2 separate regions of the Mus musculus genome follow, and region 2 is linked to region 1. Evidence: chromatin loops called from intact Hi-C (ENCODE). Cell type or tissue: left cerebral cortex. All regions are shown on one strand. Links, peaks and the distances in the headings refer to the core of each region. The heading gives the core; the rest is flanking DNA. Region 1 holds the start of Prune1 (prune exopolyphosphatase). Region 2 holds the start of Mllt11 (myeloid/lymphoid or mixed-lineage leukemia; translocated to, 11).

Region 1 (11,987 bases), core at 1,467-9,466:
AGCTTAGGGAGGGGCTTCCTGTCGAGGAAAGGAAATGCAGCCGTGGGTGGGACTTGAATCAGGGTTGGATAAGCAACTCTGTAATCTGGGTATAGCTGAGGGATTGAGGGTGCTCTAAAGCAGCGGTGCTCAGTCTTCCTATGCTGCGGCATTCAATACAGCTCCTCATTTCCCAGGATTATTCAACTTCTGGCTGTCCTGGAACTCACTCTGTAGACCATGCTGGCCTCGAACTCAGAAATCCGCCTGCCTCTGCCTCCCAAGTGCTGGGGGATTAAAGGCGTGCGCCACCACGCCTGGCTGAGAACTGCTTTTAAAGAGACACTTCATGCCCCTCCGCTCACTTTCAACCTGACCATTGAAACAGTGGATCCCAAGGAATTGAAATTTCCCCCAGGAATCTCAAGCCTGCAGGAGAAAAACACTGACCCTTGAATCCAGCCAGAGAGGAACCGGTATCCAGGAAAAGACTTCACAGCATTCTAACGACTTGCCTGACAGCCTGACAGCCGAGGCTAAAGCCCAAACAAGCAGGTCAATAATTGGCAGACCACACCTTGACCAGCCCTAGGCTGTTTAGCTGTGCAGAAATCAGGCTCTCTACTGAAACTTTACCCTTCATTTAGGGACTCTGATGACAGACATGGGGACATGACCAAATCTCTCTGTCGCTAATCCTAAAGTGGCCACATTGAATAATCCTTGCTCTCCCCCCCCCTTTCTACCTTTCACTATTATTTTAATTTTATTACATTTACTTAGTTTCTCTGTGTGTACACACCTGGAGGCCAGAAGGAAACTTTCAAGTTTGTTTTGTCCTTCCACCACGTGGAACCTGGGGCTGAAGCTCTGGCCATCACGCAGCCAGAGCCTTGACTAGTTTAGCTGTCTCTGACTGGCCTGCCTACCAGTTCAACTTCTTTAGTTGGCTTATTGAAAACAAGAGGCCACACTTGGCTGGTTAGGGCTGCCCCAGGCACAGGTTCTAATCCTACTACCGGTAACAACTTTAGTTAGGGGGCACACAAAAGACTCTCCACAATCCTTGCAGTAGATTGCTCTCACTAGCTCAAGTTGACACAGCAACTTCAGATCCTAGTTGTTTCTGGCAGTGCTTGCACCCAGAGATCTCTTGTTAGATATTTATAGGGAATGGGAAACTGCTGTTTATTGATTTACATTAAAATACCCCAGAGGTGAGGCTCAAGAGGTTAAGGCACAAAGGATCAAGATTCAAGTCCAGCATCCACAGAGGGGTTTACAAGAAACTGTAACTCAAGTTCCAGGAAAGCTGCGACCGACCGTCTCCTGGCTTCCGTGGGCAATGAGCACACATGGTGTACATACACAAAAACAAGCACTCACAAACATAGATGTATATCTCCACTAGTTGTATATAATGACAAAGACCTGTTATTTTAGCTACTAAGAGGCTGAGGCAGGAGGATCTTTGTGAGACCATATCTTAAAATAAAAAAAGAGCTGGAGGTATATAGTTCAGTAGTGGAGCCTTGCCTGATATATGCAATGCTCTGGGTCCAAGCCTCACAACCTGTTGGCACACGTGCTCTTTATGGCTCCCATACAGATCATTTTGGATGTGAACACTGGACCTGTTTAACTTGCAGTTAATCAGCACTTGGCATCAAATGAGGTCTAGATAGGCCTGCAGATAGTAAAAGCAGTTCCTGCCTCTGAAATATCTCCCTTCAGTCTCCTTACTCCCCTCCCTACACACTGACAGGACACAAATGAGGACCGTTCGGGGGTACAGCCTAGCAGAAGGGCATGTGCTTAACACACGCAAGGTCCTGGGTTTGATCTCCAGCCCCGGAACAGAGAGAAAGCCAGGAGATAGTGCATCAATCGGAATCTTGTCTTTTTCTTTTAAACTGGGATCACTGGGCATGGCGGCACACATCTTTAATGCCAGCCCTTGTGGGCAGAGACAGGCGTATCTGGTTGCCTGCTTTCTTCTTGTAAACCTTCAAGGCTTGGAGACTATGAAAAGGCCTTGAGGAGCGTCAGCTGGGTGTGGTGTTCCAGGCCTTCCCATCCCCATTACTCAGGGGGCCTTGAGGCCGGAGAACCTCGAGGTCGGCCTGGGCTACAGAGAAACATCAAAGTTCCTGAAATAACATAAATACAGTAAATTGATCATTCTCCTGATTCAAATATAACTTCTGCTAGCTTCAGGTAATTCATATTTTGTTAATTTAGACTTAGAGTAGCAAAGATTACCTGGAGGCCTTCCACCCCTCTTTCTCCACATCTCTTTCCCTCCCATGGCACTTAGAGTCAACCTTGAAACAGAGGCCATGTCTGGGAAATATTAAAAAGCCTAAAGACAAGCACAGCTCATTTTCTGCCCAAGGCTAGAAATGATCAATAATTAAGTGGGGGTTGGGAAAGCTAGTCGACCAAAGAGAGGAGCTACAAGAACCATGGGAGGGAGTGGGGGCTCAGTGAATGAGGACAGCTCCAGTGTCAGGGCAGGAAGAGCAACAGGGCTGCACCCTGCAAGGCCAGAGGAAAGCATGAGGGGAGGGGGACCCAAACAAACAGGGGTTATGGCCCTGTCCCTCCTCTTCTTTCCTCAGTCCAAATCTACACCTCCTCTTCCTGGAATTACCTATGGTGACCCACAGGGAGTCAAATCTCTGGTCCTTTCCTAGTCAGCAGCAGATACTATTCACAGAGTGGGAAAAGCATATGAAATAGGTATATCCTTAAAGACTTCACCCACCCTCAGGACTCTTCTCCCTACGTCTTTAACTGGTATTACCCAATCTTTCCAACCAAATGCAATTCTTCATGCCAACATGCTTTGAGATTCCTCTAGAATACAGCAAGCCCTGTAATTCTGGCTCTCTAGGAGAGGGAGAGAGAGGGTTTGGGTTTATAAGGGGGAAATTGAAGACCGCATCTCTTTTACTGCTCCATCTCTTACTGCTCCGGGTGCCTGGGATCCTGTAAGCGACCCAGACTTAAGAGACCACAGATGGGACATCAGGTGTCAACTTCGCCCAGAGAGGGTAGGGAGAGCTGCGAGACGAGGTGAAGATAGTTTGAAAACAAAAGTTTTTACCTCAAAGAGGTAGATGAGGTTCCGGCACTGGGAGAGGACTCAACTCTGGCGGTTCTACGCGGGAGGTGGGGACATCGTTGAGGGGCGCCGACTGCGCCAGCCGCCTCCCAGCTGTCAGCCCCAGAGCTTACACGGCTTGACACGGGTTTACTCTCGCGGCGTCCAGCCTGGGTCGCTGCCACTTCCGGACACACGCCCAATACGGGGGACGCTGGAGCAGGGTCGGGGCCGAGGACAAGCAAGGCACAGCGCAGGCGGTCCCGCCTGGCTTCCCAGAGTCTTCAGGATTCCCGAGTCACCGAGCCTCCGGCGTGCGCTCCAGGCCGTGCCTACAAACTGGCTTTCAAAGGAAGTTTGTGGTTTTTCTTTTTCTTCTCTCTGTCCCTCTTTTCCCCCTGTCCGGACAAAGACAAATTAGCCAAGGACGCGGTCCCTAGAGGAGGAGGAGGAGGAGGGGCCTGCTCAGCTACCGAGGATTTCCATCAGGGCTGTCTGAGCCGGTCAGCAGCCCGGTGAGCCGCAGAAAGGAAGAGAGAAAAACAACAGACCCTTTCTCTTCCCTCCGCCTGCCGCTGGAAGGGACGGAGCGCGTGTGCCTCTCTGGTGAGAACCGGGAAAAGCAAGCGGCCTGGCAGAGCCCGGAGGAGCAGGGCGGGACAGCGGCTGTTGATTAGACCTCCCTGGATGCCCGCCGCAGCCCTCTGCTCTGGAGCCAAGAAAGCAGGGCGGAAGGGCGTTGTGTTTGCATATGTACTCGTTCAATAAGAAAGAAAATTCCCACTCCTGGTTTTCTGGAGCCCCTGAGCTCTTTCCCAAGGCTTCCCTTCTTCCCCGTATGCTTTTTTTGAAAGGCTAGGAATGAAACTGGTTCAGCTGTGTACCTGGTCGGGGGCGAGGAAGACGCTCTTCTGCCTCTTCTCACCTCCCCGAGAAGCAGGACGATCTGGGGATAGATTAAAAAATGAGGGAACATGTTATGATGAAGGGACATTTTCCCCCCAAGTAGTCTGCCCTGGGACACGCAAGTGGCAGTTAAGGGATGTTGGAACCCAGCCTTAGGTTCTGAAGGCTCCTCTAAACTCTATTGATGTGACGGCCAAAGGATAAGGCTTCAAGCAACTCGGAAAGCCGAGAGAACTGTTGCAACAGAGACCCAGGAAGCAAAGTCACGGTTGCAACAGCCCATGAATGAGGAGTATTTGCTCAGGCTGTAGAAGAAAGGCTATGAAGAAGGAGGAAGAGTTGGCACGACAGTAGGTTTTAAGAAAACAAGTCAAACATTATGGTAATGTTTTCCTATCGTGAACAAACACATTGATCACGATTTGTCAGTTTGGTAAAGGGGAGAATTTAAAAAAAAGAAAGAAAAAACACCTAACCAGGGAAGCTATTTTAATAAATAATATGTACAGCAATGTTGTAATTTAAAGTCCTAACCAAACCAGGCCTGTGAATCCAGTATTCAGGAAACTGAGGAGAAAGATTACAAATTCCAGACAGGTTGGGCTAGATAGAAAGAATTTGTATTTTAAAAAAAATTGAGAGATTAATTTACATCAATCTCGAACAGATTTTCGGTGTAATATATGGAAAGGTACTATACTTAGTCCTATCTGCAAGTTCAGATGCCATAAAGGCGAGTTATTGTGACACATACACAATTTGCATGTCATAGCCCTCCGAAAACTGCTCACTTGAGGACAAACACGAGCTGCTGGACTACATTTCCCAGGAGGCACCGCGATATACCATACTCCTCCTTGACGTCCCATGAGTCTTTGGGCTCAGAACCCAGCCTCTGCCGCTGGGGGGCGGGGCAACGCCGGACTCCCGGAGTGCCGGATTACGCACTTCCTCCTGGGGTTCGGAGGCCGAACCCTTTAGTGGCGGGTTCGAGTCCCGCCCCCTGACTCTCGGCTCTAGACCCTAGGTCTAGGGCGGGGTACATTCTGCCGGGTTACCTCTCCTGGCTGAGGGGCAACGGCACACCTCGGGCTTTACCATGGAGGACTACCTGCAGGACTGTCGAGCCGCTTTGCAGGTAACGGGTCCCAGTCCGTGACCGAAAGGAATGCAGCGTGGGGTCTGGGAAGGACGAAGGTGTGGGATCTGGGGAGCCCGGACGGTCGGTGTGGAGGGATCACAGAGATGGACGCGGGGGAGCTAGAGGACCAAGCCCTTCGGCCATAGGCGGGAGAGCCCGGAGAAAGGAGTCTCTTGGTTTGCTTGAGTCGGGTCCTTCGGCAGAACCTGTGCGGCGGCCGCCAGCCTCGCCCGGCGAGGTGTGTCTCTCCCTTCTCCCCGCCCCTCTCAGTTTCCCTCCCGCAAGCGGGCTTCAGCCCACTGGGTCCAGGTGAACCTCTGGGAGTGGAGGGCACTGGGTGCACCGCTTTATTGCCTCTGAATGGCGGTTTGCCTTTTTTTTTTTTCCCTCCTAGGTAGAGGCGGTCGTGGTGTTTTACTTTAAATCTTTGTTTTTATGCCAAATATACAGAATAATTCATCAGGCATATATGTTGACCCACAACTTACATTCCTTTGCTTCCAGTGTTCTCCTTTAGTGTTAATGCAGGCGCGTGCGCATACACACACACACACACACACACACACACACACACACACACGTAAAAATACCGCCTCCTTGGTAAGGGATAAACACAAAGTGTGTTTGGAATCTAAACCATAAGCACGGCCCTGAATTCTTTGTAGCTTATTTTTGGTGCTTCCTGAACCAGCTGGACTCGCCCAGCTGTGTTGACAGGCTGTGTGGCATTAGGTCGCTCTTCCCTTTAAAGGCTCCAAGTCACCTGGCCCCCTGCTGTAAGTTTCTCTGCCCCTGAAGAAACAGATAGGCATCTTCCTTTCAAATAACTTAGCTCGGTATGGTAGCCACAGGCCTCTAGTTCCAACTCAGAGGAGGCTGAGACTTCAGTTCAGGCCAGGTCTGGACTGGGAGAAAAAAAACCCAAAAAACAAAAAACCCACAACGACAGAAACAGAACAAAACAATCCTCTGGGCAATAGACTCTATTCTTTAACAAACCCTGAAAGTCCCCTAATTCTGCTGGAGATCCAGCTTCGTGGATAAACGAATATTCTTTTTTTTTTTTTAATTAGGTATTACATTTTCAATGCTATCCCAAAGGTCCCCCATACCCACCCCCCCAATCCCCTACCCACCACTCCCTCTTTTTGGCCCTGGCGTTCGCCGTACAGGGGAATATAAAGTTTGCAAGTCCAATGGGCCTCTCTTTGCAGTGATGGCCGACTAGGCCATCTTTTGATACATATGCAGCTAAAGACAAGAGCTCCCGGGTACTGGTTAGTTCATATTGTTGTTCCACCTATAGGGTTGCAGTTCCCTTTAGCTCCTTGGGTAATTTCTCTAGCTCCTCCATTGGGGGCCGTGTGACCCATCCAATAGCTGACTGTGAGCATCCACTTCTGTGTTTGCTAGGCCCCGGACGAATATTCTTAATTTGAATTTAGGGTGAGGTTCAACTTGATGCCAGCTACACTAAAAATTTCCTTTTGAAGAATATCAGGCCAGGCATGGACCTGCTAATCTGTAATCAGCTCTGGGTTGGTTGAGGCAAAAGGCTTATTAGCTAAAGTGCAGCCTGGGGTGCATACGGACCTGGGTGCCTTGGTGAGACCCTCTCTTCATAACCCCCCTGAGGAAAAAGAACCACCTTATTTGGGGGAAGTTGTTTTAATACAAAGGCAATTTTGTTACTTCTTTTCTTGTGGGCCGGCTCCTGACTCCACCCACCTGATGCTGGTTAAAGTGTGCTTTCACACTTTGCCTGAGGTCTGCATATTTTGTTTACTTTTTATTGCGTTTGTTTTTGCAATGGCCTTTTATAAGCCCAGGCTGGCCTTGAAGTCCCGATGTAGTTGAGGTCGAGCTTGAATTTATAGTCCTGCTTCTGCTTCCTGGTGTTGGGATTATAAGAGTCACCTGTGGTGCCCAGCTTGGCTATTTTTTTATTTTATTTATATGAGACAGGGACTCACTATGTAGTAGCCGTGGCTGGCTTGGAACTATGTAGATCAAACTAGTCTCAAATTCAGAGATCCACCTGCCTCTGCCTTCCAAGTACTGGAATCAGAAGCCCTTGAAAATAGTTTTTTTTGTTTTTGTTTTATATGTGTGTAGGTATCTGCCCATTTAAGTGCAGTGCCCATAGGCTGCAGAAGAGAACATTGGATTCCCTGGACCTGGAGTTGCATGTGGTTGTGAGTCACCAGATGTGGGTGCTAAGTACTTTCTAAGATCAGTCTGAGTTATAAGCACTGAGACATTTCTCTAACTCTGAACAAATTGTTAAACTTATTTATTTAGTGGCGTGTTGGGAGCCGCACCCATGCAGTAGACACATGTGTAGGTCAGAGGAGACTTTTGCCATGGTCCCGTCCTCCCAGCCCGTCCTCCCAGCCCGTCCTCCCAGCCCGTCCTCCCAGCAATCAAAGATAGGTTATTATGTTTGGTAACAAATGCCCATTCCTGCTGACCCATCTCATCCTGTCTGCCTCTTCCACTCTATCTTCACAAAACAATGGGTTTATCATCTTCACACACACACACACACACACACACACACGCACACACACATATTATTTAGGGGCTAAAAAGACGGCTCACCCATTAAAAGGCCTACTGCTCTTGCAATGGAACAAATTCTGTTTCTAGCACTGGATTGCTCACAAACCCCATAATTTCAGTTCCAGGGGAATGTGGGATCTCTAATCTCTGAAGGCACCTGTACTTATACATACACAAATGATTTAAAATTTTTTTAAAGTTTTTTTTTTTCCAAAATCTTAAAATATAAGTAAAAAAAAAAATTAAAGAACAACTCTCAGGGCTGGAGAGATGGCTCAGTGGTTAAGAGAACTAGCAGTTCTTCCAGAGGTCCTGAGTTCAATTCCCAGCAACCACATGGTGTCTGTCTGACTGTGTGTATGTGTATGTCTGAACATGCATGTTCTGAGGAGACCAGAAGAGGATGCCTGGATCTGAGTTACAGGCAGGTGTGACTTGGGTCCTGGGAACAGAATTTCTGGCCTCTGGAAGAGCAGCGCTCTTAACCGCCGTATATCCAGCCTCCAATGTAGAGAGTTATTCTGAGTGCCACAGATAACAGTGAGTCTACTTCGATGAAGTTTAGTAATAGAGTTGACTTTCCTAGAGTCACCCTATCCCGTCCTTCCCCACACCCTTCCCCCTCCAAGGAGCAAAATCTAGTTCCTTTGTGAAACTGTGTACTCACTCCTGAAGGTGACCGAGCTTTAGATCTTCTCAGCACACAGCCTCACTAGGGCAGGGAGTAAGTTGAACATGGACTCTAGGAATGTTAGCTGAGAAGCCAGGAGCAGTATAGGCTGGGGGATGCCAGTAATGTGAATTCTTTTTTTTTTTTTTTTTTTTCCGAGACAGGGTTTCTCTGTATAGCCCTGGCTGTGTCCTGGAACTCACTCTGTAGACCAGGCTGGCCGTGAACACAGAAATCCGCCTGCCTCTGCCTCCCAAGTGCTGGGATTAAAGGCGTGCTCTACCATGCCGGGCTCAAATTCTTTTTAACTATGGAAGAATATAAGGAAAACATTGAAGCACAAAACATGTGAAGTGTAAAAGATAAAAGATCCTTTTTTTATTCCTTTTCAGCTGGGTCCGAGGCCAGCCTGGTCTACAAAGTGAGTTCCAGGACAGCCAGGGCTATACAGAGAAACCCTGTCTCAAAAAACAAAACAAAACAAAATCCATTTTTTATTACTTTTCATCCAGTTCCTCTAGAATCTGTTAATGTTTCCTTTTTAAGAAGAAATTTGTGTGTGTTTGTGTATCTGTGAGAATCTGCCACGTGCACCCTCACAGTTCAGAGCGGGGGTTATTAAGTCTCCTGGAGCTGGAATTACAAGCTGTTGTGAACCAACCATGTGGGTGCTAGGAACCGCTGAGCTATCTTTCCAGCCTCCTGTTAATGTTTCTTGTATAAAGTGAGCTTAATCCCAGCCCGGTCTACATAGCAAATTTCCAGGATGTCCAGGCCTACATAGACAGATCTTGTTTCAAACAAACAAGAGCTTGTTTGGAGCTTCCAGCAGAGGAGTACAGAGACATGTGCACTCTGACCAGAGTGCAGTCTTCTGATAGAGGTTGTCCTCTTCAGGAGGAATGTAGGTAGGGCAGTGAGGGGAAAGTTGGACCCTGGCCAAGCAGGGTGGATCAGCAGAGTCCATCTTGATGATCAATAAGATGACAGATGTCTCAGCCAGATTACCCTCACATGTGCCTCTGTAAAGAGAAACCAGATTCAGACAGACACACCTTTAAATGATGTCTGTGGGAGTCACAAATGCTTGGCTTTTGCACAGGACAGAGATAGTGGACTGTAGCCAGTTCTCCTGCAATACCTTATTTTTAGCATGTGACACCAGAAAACTTTTCTGTAGTCTTTGCCGCATGACAATAGTGTGTTCCACTGAAAGGAAATCTACATAGCTGGGCTTAGTGGCTGAGGTTGAGTTGGAAAGATCCCTGGACTACAGAATAGGTTCCTAGACCTGGGCTGTGTAAAAAGAAGACCAGAAAGGGACTGGTACTGGTGACCTGGTGACACACACCATTAATCCTGTCACTTAATCCCAGGCAGAGGCAGGTGTACCCAATGAGTTCCAGGACAGCCAGGGCTACACGGAGAAACCCTGTCTTGGAAAAAGTAAACAAATAAACAAAAAACCAAGGAGCTAGGCGTAAAACCATGTCTTGAAAACAACCAAAAATAAGCAAGGGAAAGGGGGGAAAGGAAAGCCTGTTTTCTGTTTGTTTTTGTTTGTAAGTGAGCTCCTATTCCTAGTGACTCATCTTGTACTTGAGTAGGAAAAACTCTCTCTTTGGGGTGGGGCTACATTTTAGGCTGAGTTAGGAACAAAGGTGCACTTCTCAGGCAGGACACTGCAACCCAGAGAGGATGGCGGCTCATCCTTTCATCGAAGGCCCCAGTTTTTCTGTTAGCTATCGACCATAGTCATCCTCAGAAGGGAAGTGGTTTTTTTTTCCCCCCTAAACCCTCTTCTTGCCTGCCTTCCAGGCCATCAGACAGACAGACAGACACTTCAGGATATATTATTTCAACTAATGGTCTTCCTTTTTCTCTAAAACCAAATTTTTTTAGACCTATTTTTTTATGTGTATGAGTATTTTTCTTGTCTGTATATACGGACATCACATGCATGCCTGTTGCTCTCAAAAGAAAGAAGGTGTCAGATCCTCTGAAATAGATGTTAGGGGATGGTTTTGAGCCACTCTGTAGATGTTGGAAACCAAACTAGAGTCCTCTGCAAGAACAAGTGCTGTTTTTGTTTTGTTGCTTTTCAAGACAGGGTCTCTCTCTCTCTCTCTCTCTCTCTCTCTCTCTCTCTCTCTCTGTGTGTGTGTGTGTGTGTGTGTGTGTGTGTGTGTGTGTGTGTCCCTGGCTGTCCTTGTCAGAGATCTGCCTGCCTCTGAAGCACTGGGATTAAAGGCGTGCACCACCATGCCCAGCTACAAGTATTCTTAACCACTGAGTATCTCTCCAGCCTCCCTCCTTTAGATTAGTGTTTATATTACATTAATTTATTTATGTGCCTACACTCATATGCCATGGTACACAAGTGGAGGTTAGAGAACATTTTTCAAGAATGAATGCTCCACCATGTGGGTCCCAGTGGTTGAACTCAGGTCGCCAGGCTGGGCAGCATACACCTTTACCCAATGAGCCATAACCTGCCCCTTTCTTTCAGAAAGTTTTCTGGCTGGGTATTGCACCTTTAGTACTAGCTGGAGAATCTCTGAATTAAAGGCCAGCCTGGTCTACATATCAAATTCTAGGGCAGCCATGGCTACATAGATAGACTATCTGTAAACAACCACAAACTAGGCCTGGTGGTATACGCTGTAACCCTAGCACTTGGGAGGGAGAAGCAGGAAAATTACCAGCAGTTCAAGGCCAATTTGGTGTACATAGTGAACTCTAGGTCAGCTGGGATGCAGTGACATTAAGTAGGTTTGGTGGCACATGCCATTGATCCCAGGAAGACGCATCCAGATCTTTGTGAGTTCAAGGCCAGTCAGGTCAGTAGAGCTAAATCCTGTCTTTAAAAAAAAAAAAAAGTTGTTTCTCGTGGCTCTCAGATTCAGTTTCTTCCCTCGGCAGCTCAGGTTCCTCTGCTGCTAAGTTTAGCTGCCTTTTCCCTGAGCTCCTCCCCTAGTTAGAAAGCAGACACTGTTTGGCCTATGTATTCAGCCAGTGGAGAGGTGGGTTGGAGGTGAGAGTCACATATTTTTCCTAAACGAGGAGGACAGTGTCTTCTAAGTTGGGGCAGCCACGCCCACAAGAGACTCCACATTCTGGAGCAGAGTCAGGATCTTCCAGTGTGGACCCTAAGCTGCGCTGTGAATCAGGCACACATTCATGGAAGGGCCCCTTAAGGAATCCTCTTTCCTGGACACCAAGGAAGGCTTCACAGAGAAGGGAGCTTTCTAGAGGGTGGGACCAGTGTGGGGAGGGAGGAGGAAGAATATATCTCATTTACAGAAGAGGCTCTTTAAAAAAAGAGAGCGAGCCGGGCGTGGTGGTGCACACCTTTAATCCCAGCACTTGGGAGGCAGAGGCAGGCGGATTTCTGAGTTCGAGGCCAGCCTGGTCTACAGAGTGAGTTCCAGGACAGCCAGAGCTACACAGAGAAACCCTGTCTCAAAGAAACAAAAAAAAAGAGAGATTTATTTATTTATTGTATGTAAGTACACTGTAGCTGTCTTCAGACACACCAGAAGAGAGCATCCAATCTCATTTCAGATGGTTGTGAGCCACCGTGTGGATTTGAACTCAGGACCTTCGGAAGATCAGTCAGTGCT
Region 2 (11,987 bases), core at 1,668-9,667, 53 kb after region 1:
AAAAAATCAAGTTTTGGTCTCACACTGTACCCTAGGCTGCTCCCAAACCCGTAGCAATTCTCCTCCTCCAAGTAACTGCTGAAGTAACTCAAATTCAAAACCTGCCCATCAAAAATCCCACTGGAAAAGAAGAAACTCCCAAGCCTGAGGGAGAAGGCGCTATACAATGTGCATTTCTGTGGGGGAGTCACAAGGAAGGGGGCTCTCACTATGTACTGCCAACCTTAAACATGCAAAGATCCTCCTGCCTCTGCCTCCCCGGGGCTGGATTAAAGCCATGTGCCACCATGCCTGGCCTACAGTGCATATTTTAAACTTTCCAAAGGACGCTCTTCTCAAAATCATTGTTTTTTGAGACAGGATCGCATGAAGCCCATGCTGGCCCGGCATTCACTGTGTTGGTGAGGAGAAGCTGACCTCCGACAGCTCCTCCCTCTCCCTGCAGTGTGCAGAGGTTCCAGCTGGGTGCCACCGTATCCCCTCCCCTGCCTTCTTGGAAAAAACCCTACAGGTTTTGATCTTGTGTTCCCGATTCTTCATTTTAATTCTGTCGGTCCACCATTTCACCCTCACTCTTGCCTCTAAGGACTGAGGCAGGGCATCAGACTATGCTGGCACAGGCACACGGCATCAAACGGGTTTCTCTCGTCACTTACCAGTCCCATGGGAGCTACAAGGCCCTAGAATTGCTCCACGGTCTGTCACGGTGGTTTCCCTTGGATCTCATCTGCTCCTGAACTGCACCTGTCTGTGGAAAAGCACATGTCACACAACCTCCTAACTCTCCACGTCCCACAACAAGCAACAATTTACCCCGTGCCAGCAGGAGGAACTTGACCTCAACTCTCTTCTCTGACAATGACATCTATCTGAAGAGGTTAAACCTGCCTGCCGTTCCTCTCAAGGAAATCATGAAGACCAGGCAGGAATGAGTCATTTACCTGTCTCTCTCCGTCTCTCTCTCTCTCACACACACACATACACACACACATAAATACTTCCATATATTTCTGTGAGTTGTGTAACTGGTATTAAAAAGTATGACCAGACCTACTTCCCTTACTGAGAGCAGAAATGCAGGAGACATTATTTCGAACAGAGCCCTAGACTGACAACTGATTCACTCTAACACTGATTTAAAGGGATTTCTTTCCTTTCCTTCGGCCCTGAGATAGGGTTCCTTGGCCAGACTGGCCTCAAACTCCGCAGCAGAGGCTGACCTTGAGCCTCTGCTCCCCAGTCCCCGAGCACTGAGACTCCAGGTATGAGTCAGCACATCAGTATGCAGTGCTGGAGAGCAAACCTAGGGCTCCTGCATGCTGGGTGAGCACTCTACGGCCTGGCTCTGACTAGTTCTTAATAGGAAGGGAGACCACGGTTTTAGAAAAAGCTCTCCAATGATTACAAGATCTATACCCCTCACTCCAACGAAGAGCAATATGTTACTGTAAAGAAAAGGGGAGCTAACCCTGGAGATCAGGAATGCACAATCTCACATTCTCCTTTCCTCACTACGTTACTGTTAGGTCCCTTGCTTGAATACACCCCAAATAAACATCTCTCCCTTCCCTCTTACCATGGCAAGTCCATCTCCAGCCCCCATCTCCCCAGAGCCGATGTGAGTCAGGTGGACAAAGTTCATTGGCTCCCCAATCATAGTGCGGTCAATCCGTCTTCTCTTTTTCTTCTGTTTGGGGAAGACAGGGAGTCACAAGTGCGTATGCAGCCATCTCCTCCCGACAGCAGAGGAAGGAGAAGGAGTCTTGAAAACCCACTAAGAGCTATGAACTGATTTGGCAAATATTAGGGTAGGAAAGACAAAGATGGAAGATCATAAGCCAGAGACAATGTCACCAGAGTGGTAAGGACAGTGGCCTGCTGACAACGAAAGGACAAAGCAAAGTCACCTCTGGGTGAGAGGGAATGCTGGTACAGCCCCTGCCCACCTCAGAACAGGCCTAATTGACAGCTAGGTGACTTGTCTCTTCTGTCACAGAGCCTCCTTTATTACATGTGAACACACCTGCCTCTCAAGAGGGAGGTAAGGAAAGTGTTTTTTCATAAGGCAGATCAGAGATGGTGTCTCCACTTCACAGCACATGGTAATGAATTCCTGTTTCAGGGTGGGGATGGGGAGACTTACCGGCTGGGGCTTCTCGACCACGCAGCAGCCCAGTTTGTGCCAAAACTCGCTCATGTTCCCTGATGGTTCCAGCTTCAGGCCGCTGCCAGAGGCCCCAGGGGGCTCGTGTTTGTTGCTAACCAACCAGTCCTCACAGGCAGGTGTAACAACACCCTGGGTTCAGTCAACCGGATGGGGTGGGAAAAGGTAGAAATCCTAGACACCAACAAGTGGCCTTTCGGTGAAGGTCGGAGTCTCTGACTGGTGGGGCACTGGCAAGAGGCTTGGGCAGGCAGGCACAAGGTCCTGTCTTCTTTAGATGTGGAATCCTGAATTTTAGCAGAAAGAAGATAAAATGTGGGTGGGAAACAACCCTCTCTCCTCCCCAGAAACCTTCTGATAAGCCTCTATCTTCGGAGTCTCTCTTGGGAGACTACTGAGCTCCAATACTGACCCCCTCCAAAGATAGAGGCTCACAGTTGCTTCTCACAGAAAGAATAGTGCACAAAGACCACCAACAGGGTGAAGACCAGTGAGTACTGGGACCAAGGAAGAAGGGGGCCAAAAGGACTTGGGGTGAGACTGTGAGAGAAAACCAAACAGTGACAGAAATGAACAGTTAGGGGTGCTGCTGACTTCAGCTCCCCTTTCCCTTGTCTAGGGCAGCAGGGGAGGGGCGTGCAAGTGCCTCTGAAGAGGAAATAGTGGTTTTTTGTTCTCACAAACAAGGCCTCCGCCCTGTCCCTCCCTTTACTCTTACCTTGCCCCAACACCTACACTTTGTTGAAGGACCACCTAGCTCCAAAGAGACGAGCTGTAGTAATGTGGACCTCAGCAAATTCTTCTGAAGAGAGGGACTGCTTCCTTCTGGCTCCACTGCCTTTGTTCCCTCTTACTTGCCCCAGATGAAGCTCAGCCACCCCTCCCAGAGATCAGCTAATACCTGCCCTTGTCTTTCCCGAAAGCTAGGCAGACTGTGGACACCTCCCCGTGGCCCACCCGTGGCCCTTGCTCCATGTCTTGTAGGGGTAACTCGAAGAGTAGCTTTCTGCTCTGAGGAATCAGTTTCCAGCCTCCCCACCCTTTTACACATGTCCTATCGTGTGCAGCTCCTGCCTCACACCCCAGAGGGCCTGCTTAGGCCTCCCTTCATCTTCCCCTCATGCTCTGACCTGTGTCTCCCACTCTGCTCCCCACCACCTCGAAGCTCCACCAGTGAACCAGACACAGGAACTTTCCAGTAGCACTTGTGTCCAAGGAAGAACTTTCTCCCCTTTCACTGCTGCCAGGGGTTACGGCCCAGCTGAGTTTCCTTGTGTGAACTGCACTTCCCTCTCCTATAGTACAGACCAGCTCTGGGAGGTAGCACAGCTCATGAATATTAAACATTAGCATGAATAAGAATGGACCTTTCCCTCCAGGCTTGAGGCTGGAAGCCTAGCCTTCCAGTAGCCTAGACAGACCAAAAAAAAAAAAAAAAACCAACAAAAAACCGAGTTCAATTTGTTTTTTGGACATTTTTCTTTGTTGTTTTGTAGCAGCCTTGAGATGAGATCACTCAAACAGTGGAATAAGGCTTCTAGGGTAGGAAAGAACCCAAGAGTCTGGACTCTCTTTCACTTCCTTTCCCACCCCTGGAAGGGAGGAGTAATGAGACTGAAGTCCAGAGCACAGCTGCCCTGAGAGGGGAGGCTTGGTCAGTGGGAAAGTCAGTCACAAGGCTCATCAAGATGGTGGCAGGTGGTAAGGCTTGGGGGAAATGGAGAAAACAATAAAGAATCAGAGGAAACCCCTAACACTACCAGATAGTCCAGACTGAGGCAGGGCTCTACCAACGTCCTCCACCCTGCCCCAAGCGAGCCGAGCCGGCGGCGTGGTCAGGGGTGGCCGATGCTGGAAGCGGGAAGGAGGAGGGAGAGGAAAGGGGGCCGAGGAGGGAACAAGGACAGTTCTGTTTCTCTTCCAGGGACCTGACCAAGCTGGGTGGAGGGAAAGTGTGTGTGGGACTTGGCGTGAAACCACCAATGATGATGAGAAGTGACCAGGAAATTCCATTCCCTTAGGACATTAGGGTCTCTGAAACTTGGAGGCCCGTGTCAGAGTGTGAAGACCAGCCAGGGTCACTGTGGTAGTGCGGGAGTTGGGGGTGGGGTGGGGTGGGGTGGGGGGGGGGGGAGGAGGAACAAAGCCAGAAAAGGAAGTACTAAGCTTTGGCTGTCACTCCTCTTCAAAGCAGCCAACGAATGGGCTGGGAACAAATAAAGCCTGAGCTGGCTAGCTGGGGAGGGTGGGATGCTGAATCCATGGCCCACTACTTCATCCCCACAGTAAAAAGGAAGCCAGGAGGGATCAGGGACAAAAGCGCAGAAAGCCACATCCTTGACAGGAGGGCCCCTCTCACTTCCACCAGAAACCCAGAACTTGAAATGACAAACCCTAAACCACCGTCATCGTCCCGGTGGGCCTTACACACTTCAGAGCTGTAGAGGGGCGAGCAGGAGAGAGGTGGGGAGGAAGGATGTACACAGGTAGTTCCCCGAGCCTGTGGTAGCCCCAAACCGGTTCTCCCGGTCCCGCTGCCTCCGGCCCCAAGGCCTCCCTCTCCAACCCGCTGTCTGACAAGCCTTCACAAGAAGCAAGAAGCAGCTGGAGAGAAAGAGACTTGAGAATCGTGTGGGCAAATTCTGGCTATAAGCCCGGGGATGCAGCTGGTCCCTGTGTGGAGACCCTCCAAACATAGCGGGCTGCTGAGGGACTCCCAAGAGAGGAATGGGCCCCATTTTCAAACAAGTTACAGATATTTGTCCGAGCACCAACCCTGCCCTAACCCCAGGGAAGGGCTGGGGATACTTAAAAGTTAACAGAAGGAGATCCTAATTTCTTCCCCTCCCCCAATATTCTCCGTCAGACTCCAGCTCCGTCCCCCACCCACTGCGACCCAGGATGGGAACTTCGATGAATTGTACTGGCTCTGTCAATGTTCTCCGTGGCTGCTTCACTCTGGCTTAGACCTTCCGGGGCCCAGCACCACTTCGGATTCTCTAGCACAGCAGATCTCTCAGGTTAGAGGGCCGGCGAGGAGCCCCTGTCGCTTCGCACCTTCCACCCGGCCCCACGCTGCAGTCGCCGCTTCCCTGCCTCTCCGTGGCTTGCGCCGCCCGCGCGTGTACTGTGATCGCGACCTCCCCGCTGCCCTGCCCTCCCCTCCCCGCCGCCCGCGCGCAGCCCGGCTCGCCCGGCGCTCTTACCTGCGGCTCCCCGGCGTCCCCACTGCGGGCGGGGGCTCCGCCACTCCGGGTCCCCTGGCTGCTTCTCGGCACGGCGGGGAGTTGAGGGCGGGCCGGCAGAGGTGGGGCTGGCGGAGGGCGGAAACGCCGGCGACGCGATTACGAAACCCAGGGGCTGAGAGCGGAGCGCAGCGCTCCGCCCAGCTTCGGGGCGCACGGCGTGGCCCGCGGGGACAGCGGCAAGCACCGCGCTCGGGGACAACCGCGGCACCCCAACTGTCTGTGCTAGTCTGTCCACCTGCTGCAGGCGCTGAGAGGACGATGCGCTGGGGCCCTTTCTGAGTCTCCCAAAGTCCCCTTTAGTCCTTACAGTGGGAAAGGAGGGCCATTCTGTTGTTTAACCGGAAGACTTTTTAACCCATACATCTAAGTTAGAGGACAATTAACTGCTCAGCCATGCGCTCCAGTCAGCACGAGGGTACTTGGAGAGGTGGGGGTGCGGTGCGAGCCGACGGAGAGGCTCTACGGTGGATAGCGTGTTCCGGAACCTATCCCTCGAATTAGCCGAGTCAGGCAGAGAGGGGGCGGGGAGTGCTTCCGCCCTTGCTAGGAGGGGCTGCATTGCAGGGGAGACCCAGCGGCAGATTCTGTCACAGACGAGGGAGAAGGCGTGAGGAGACAAAGCCGTCACATCCGCGACAGCTTCCTTCAGCAGCCTCCTCCTCTCCAGTCCAGAGCCGACCCCCGAGCCCCTGAGGCATCCCTTCCGTCTTCGGAACACCCTAGTCATTCATTGCTAACAGGTAACCAAGACGAGGGACCGCTTCTTAAGCTTGAAAGACCCCGTGTGAGACCGAGGTGGGGGGCAGTTTAAGAGGAGAGAAGGGGGCGCTATGAACAATGGGTTACTATTCGTTACCAGATTTTTTATCTGTTAAGATCTCCATCCATGCCTTACCATGGACCTAGGCATTCATTTCTAGCACTTTACCTGTAATCATCTCTCGGCATTTAGCTCTTCATTTCATGTATTCATTTTCCTATAATTTTTGCCCTGTGCATCTAATGGCTTCTGTCTAGTGTCTAGTTATCTATATCTTCCTTTTCAAGCTATAATTTCTGCTACCAGTTATTTGGTGAATCTTTATTCCTACTGTAATTATTGTAGCCTCTACTCCCTTGTATTTCTATCCCCCTCGATTTTCTGTCTCTTGTAGGGAGGTTTGGGGAGTAGGGTACTTTTTTTTTTTTTTAAACATGAGATGCTATTGAGAGTGATTGGAACCTTTAACAATCTCCTCCCTATCTCAGATTTTTGCTCCAAAGAGGCTTTAGGTGGGACAGGTGGGAGCCATTGTGGGATTGCCCGATGGCATGCTGCAATCAGTGTAGCTCACAGGAACTACTTATGACAGCAGATTTGTCTTTGCAGCTCCTCCTAGAAAAAGGGGAGGATTGTGGCTAATAGGAAAATCCTAGAGCAACATGAGAAATACCAGGAAGCCTCCATTTTCATCCACCACCATCCCTCCTTAGACTGCATGGTGGCAGCATGACACAGCAAGGCCCTGTGGATTAGGCCTTGAATGCTCTTGGGGGGATCTGGACAAAGGGTATTTGGGTGTGTCCAGGTAGTTTAAAGAAAGTGTATCTTTTAAATGTGTGTATCTACTAATCATTTTATCTCTAAGAATAGACAATGAAAATTTAGAAGTTACTCTGCATAAAATAACTGGGTGGCATTTACTGAGCAAATATGTCAATTTTCACCATCCAGAGCCCTTAGGATAAGCAAAAATAGATAAAATGATGGGTGAAGAGCATTTAGGGAAAGAAAGGGGACGATAGCTGAAGAGCAGCCGGTCTTTTTTATTTTAATGCCACATATGCCTTTATGTCTGTTTTCTGGGACAAATTTGAGTCTCTCTGTACATGTCGATAGGTCAATGGTATAGCTAGAGATTTTCAGCCTTTTAATATCTCACACATTTTCTTTTAAATTGTTTTTGTTTTATATTCGTTCATGGTCTTGGTTTGGTTTTGGGGGGCTTTGAACCCACAGTCGTCCTGCTTCAGCCTGAGTGCTGGGACTACAGCTGTGCTCTGCCACACTGGACTAGCTTTTTACATTGGATGATAGTTCTGTCCATCCCTGATAAATTATTTAGGCAACTTTTTTTAGGTTACAGTTGTTAGGAAGTCAGTTTATCAACAATAACTCAAATCCTAGCTTAGTCTCTGCTCACTTTATTTTTTGAGACAGGGTCTCTTGTAGCCAGGCTGACATCAAATTCTTCATCTTCCTGCTGCCACTTGCCAGATGCTGGGGTCACAGGAATCCCACCACCATATAAGGCTCTCCTGCTATTCAGATTAGAACCACAAAAAGTAGTAAACAGAATATAAGAAAATACTTTTTTTGAGAACTAAATTCCTAAATTATTTATTTTATGTATGGGAGTACACTGTAGCTGTCTTCAGACACACCAGATGAGGGCATCAGATCCCATTACAGATGGTTGTGAGCCACCATGTGGTAGCTGGGATTTGAACTCAGGACCTCTGGAAGAGCAGTCAGTGCTCCTGACTGCTGACCATCTCTCCAGCCTGAGAACTAAATTCTTAGCTGGACATTATGGTACATGCCTGTGATTCCAGGACTAAGAGGCAGATAAAACAGCACTTAGGCTATACATCAAGACCTTGTTGGAGAAACAAAGATAAAACCACATCGGATGTATTTTTTTAATCAGGCTCTCACTGTGTGACTCTGGTTGGCTTGGAACTCAGAGATCTGCCTCTGCCTGCCTCTGCTTCCCAAGTGCTGGAATTAAAGGAGTGTGCCACTGTACCAGCCTCAAAATTCTTCCTGGGGCGTGGTGGTACATGTCTATAATCCCAGCTGCTAGGAAGCTAAGACAGGATTGCTGAGGGTACCAGGCTGGGGCTGGGGAGATGGCTCAGTACTGCTCAAGGCTGAGGACCCGAGTTTGGACTCCCAGATCACACATAAAGCTGAGCATGGGAGTGTGGCTACATCCACTCCAGGAGTGTGGCTGGAATCCCAGTGCTTCAGCAAGATGGAAGGCTGAAGAGACTCCCTGAAAGCTCACAGCTCAGCTTGCCTAGTTTACAAGGTCAAACAAGGCATCAAAGACTGATGCCTGGGACTGTCCTCTCACCTCTGCAGAGGCTCAGCCATGGACACCACAGCTCTCTCAAAGACATAATACACAAACAGATTTTTTTTTAATATATGCCAAGTGCATCCTCATTTCCCGAGAAGACTAGTTATCAGAACTCCTGGAACAGGCCTTGTGTGTCGTGGGTGCTGGGAACCTAACCCAGGTCCTCTGGAAGAGCCACCAGTGCCCACAGCCTCAGCTATCTCTCTAGCTCCTTAAACATTTTTTTTAAAAGATTTATTTATTATATGTAAGTACACTGTAGCTGCCTTCAGACACACCAGAAGAGGGCATCCGATCTCCTTACAGATGGATGTGAGCCACCATGTGGTTGCTGGGATTTGAACTCAGGACCTTCGGAAGAACAGTCAGTGACCGCTGAGCCATCTCTCCAGCCCTCCTTAAACATTTTTAAGGGAGTATATTAGAAACTATGAGACTTGGGATGTACAAAAACTGGCTAGGTCGTCTAGATTACTAAAGAATCTAAGAATCTAGAGTGTGATGTCACACACCTTTAATCCAAGCATTCAGAAGGCAGAGGCAAGCAGGTAAGTTCGAGGCCAGCCTGGTCTACAAAAGGAGTTCAAGGATAGTCAGGGCTATATAGTGAGACCCTGCCTCAAATAACATTTTTTTTTAAACATTGTTTTTATTTTAAGCCAGATGTGCTGATGACACCTGTATTCTCAGCAGTCAGAAGGCTGGAAGTAGTAACTAGAGAGGATCTTGAGTTTGACACTAGCCTGGGCTAAATAATAACTTTCTAGTTAGCCTGGGTTACATTGCTAGAACCTAGGTCAAAAGAGCAAAAACAAATCTTTTTTCCTAAGGATTCTGGTTTTTGTTTGTTTGTTTAAGAGCCTATTATATAATCTTTGAGGAGTAAGAAGGGTCAGAAGTTCAGGGTCAGCATTGTCTCTGGAAAACAATCTATTATATGCCGTCTGTTATAATGAGGTCACTCTGTAGGAGATGTAAAAGGAAGGGTTTTTTTTTTTAAGTCAGCTAACTAGGAGAAACCTGGTAATGCAGCAAACATTCCTGATAAGCAGCGTCAGTGACCTGGATGACTTTTAGGGCTTGCTTTGTAGTGTCTGTAGCCCTAGACCTGAGCAGGGATTGGTTCACTAAAAGGTGTTATAGGTGCAGTCATGCTTACGAGCACATCTGCAGTTACTATGGAGATGGCCAGAGGGCGTTCCTGGGATGGTGACGTCACCTTTCTGCAAACTCCTTTGCCCTGCTTCAGTCCCGACAGCAGTCTCTTGTTAAGATGCTTCCCTGCTGAGTAAGGTTCAGTTCCCAAGGGCTTAGTCTGGAGCTTGCAGAAAGACAGACAGACAGACCAAGAATTGCCTTGCTTTACACCAGGTATCCTGGATCATGCCTGTAATCCCAGCGTTTGGGAGATGGAGGCAGGAGCATCAGGAGTTACCTTTTAAAGTTAGCCTGAGCTTTGAGACCTTGCCTGAAAATTTTATTTATTTTTTTATTTTGAGCCAGGGTCTTGCCCAACCTGGACCCAGACTGATATTCCTGAAACTCCTGAGTGCTGGGATTATAAATAGAGTAGCTGGTATTTTTAACATTAAAAGGTCATGAGATGAAGAGATGGCTTAGCAATTACAAGCACTTGGTGTTTTTCCCCAAGACTCAAGTTCCGTTTTCAGCACCCCTGCTGTTTCATAAACCCCCGAAACTCCAGCTCCAGCGGAACCAACATCCTCTTAGGACATCATGCACACATATATCATACACACACGTACACATAAATTAAAGAATTTTTTAAAAAAGATTCATTTATTCATTATATGTAAGCACACTGCAGCTGTCTTCAGACACACCAGAAGAGGGAGTCAGATCTCCCTACGGATGGTTGTGAGCCACCATGTGGTCGCTGGAACTCGAACTCAGGACCTTCAGAAGAACAGTCAAGTGCTCCTACCAGCTGAGCCATCTCACCAGCTCAAATTAAAGAATTTTAAATGAAAAAGAAAAAAAAAAAAAAAAAGAGCTGAGCCAGGCAGTAGTGTTGAATTCCTTTAATCTCAGCACTGGGAAGCAGGAGGCAGAGGCTTAAGGAGATGGCTCTGTGGGTAAGCCCACCTGTTACACATGCCTAAGAACCTGAGGTCCGATCTTCTGGAGACCGTGAGTTCAGTTCCCAGCAACCACGTGGTGGCTTACAACCATCTGTAATGGGATCTGATGCCCTCTTCTGGCTTGCAGTCAAACATGCAAAGCACTCATACATACAATATATAAACAAATAAACCTTTACTTGCCAAACTCTGGTGGCACAAGCTTTAAAAAGCCAAAAACCAAACTGAGTTCATCTGGGCAGTGGTGTGGCACACCTTTAATCTCAGTACTCAGGAGGCAGAGGCAGGGAGATCCAAATTTGAGGCCAGCCCAGCCTGGTCTACAGAATGAGTTTCCAAGACAACCAGGGCAACAAACAAACAAAACAAACCCTGTCACACACACACAAAAAAAAACAAACCAAAACCCCAAGTTCAAATCCTCAGTAGCCAAATAGAAACCTGGGTGTGGCTGTCCACATCTGTCACCTCAGCGATATGGGAGGATGTAGACAGAGGGTTGCTGGACTTGTTGGCCACCAGCCTCGATCCAGGTTCAATGAGAGACCTGTCTCAAGGGACCAGGACCCATAATGATAGAGCAGGACACCAGAGGTCCTCCCCCTTTACCTTGCTCCACAGTCTCATGGGTGTGCATGCCCTGTGTACACCTGTGTGTGTCTACCCTTGCACAAGACTAAGGTGGGAAAGCAAAGTCTGAAGCCAAGGGTGGGGTGCACACCTGGAACCCAGCACTCGGGAGACTAAGGCAAGAAGATTGCCAGAAGTTTGAGGCCCAGATGGACTACATATTTTGAGTAATGGAACAGCGAGGGTTACAGAGGTTTTGGACCTGGTAATATATTCCTGAAATCCAGCACCAGAGATGCCTCAGCAGGAAGGGTTTGTGTTCAAAGCCAGCCTGAACTAGAGTTGAGTTTGAAACAAGACTCAAAAGCAAAAACAAGACAAAACCAGTCACTGCAGCTGCGCCCACAGACTGTTTAGCCCCCACACTTCTTGTAGATTGTGTCCTGGCTTTAAACTCTTTTCCTACTTTGGTAGAGACATTTCACATCATTTAGGGACATTTTGGAATCTACTTAAGGCCACTTTTTAGGAGTCACAGGCTGGTAAGAGCTGATAGTGTGCTGTAGAAAGGCTCTCTGAAACTCTGGCTTCTATTTTTGGTGGTAGTGGAATGTTCTCTTTGCTCCTTTGGGAACATTTAAACTAAAGCTTTTTTGTCCTTTCCATTGCTAGTAAGTAAACCACTGAGGCCCCAGACTCTACTAGGCATACAAGAGGCAGGCAGGTTGATGAAAAACAAAGGGACTACAACTGATCCTTAAAACATGGAAAAGGGGGG

What was found. Peaks named below come from ENCODE experiments on the same cell type or tissue, not always from the same donor. Only the 100,000 strongest peaks of a DNase experiment are listed, where the experiment ranks them.
Region 2: a loop joins it to region 1, with 6 times the contacts of the local background. A loop is called at or near these places in 6 of 42 quality-filtered maps.

What each region holds. Positions count from the first base shown.
Region 1 is chr3:95,274,727-95,286,713 of GRCm38, reverse strand. It overlaps Prune1 (prune exopolyphosphatase), which reads left to right and starts at 4,638. Exons shown (of 8, transcript NM_173347.2): 1 at 4,638-5,129. The coding sequence starts at 5,091. It overlaps Mindy1 (MINDY lysine 48 deubiquitinase 1), which reads right to left and starts at 3,779. Exons shown (of 10, transcript NM_199475.1): 1 at 3,089-3,779. In left cerebral cortex, for the core only: CTCF peaks have their summits at 3,665 and 4,888; DNase peaks (open chromatin) are centred at 4,158, 4,879, 5,321, 5,755 and 2 more places; H3K4me3 peaks cover 4,021 bases; H3K27ac peaks cover 4,482 bases.
Region 2 is chr3:95,222,249-95,234,235 of GRCm38, reverse strand. Mllt11 (myeloid/lymphoid or mixed-lineage leukemia; translocated to, 11) reads left to right here and starts at 5,559. Exons shown (of 2, transcript NM_019914.4): 1 at 5,559-6,152. Cdc42se1 (CDC42 small effector 1) reads right to left here and starts at 5,812. Exons shown (of 5, transcript NM_172395.3): 1 at 5,371-5,812; 2 at 2,144-2,451; 3 at 1,577-1,687; 4 at 657-748. The coding sequence starts at 2,197. The coding sequence ends at 671. It overlaps Gm16740 (predicted gene, 16740), which reads right to left. Exons shown (of 4, transcript NR_108026.1): 4 at 7,578-7,713. In left cerebral cortex, for the core only: a CTCF peak has its summit at 7,816 (motif pointing right); DNase peaks (open chromatin) are centred at 4,794, 5,491, 5,951, 6,800 and 1 more place; H3K4me3 peaks cover 5,804 bases; H3K27ac peaks cover 5,580 bases.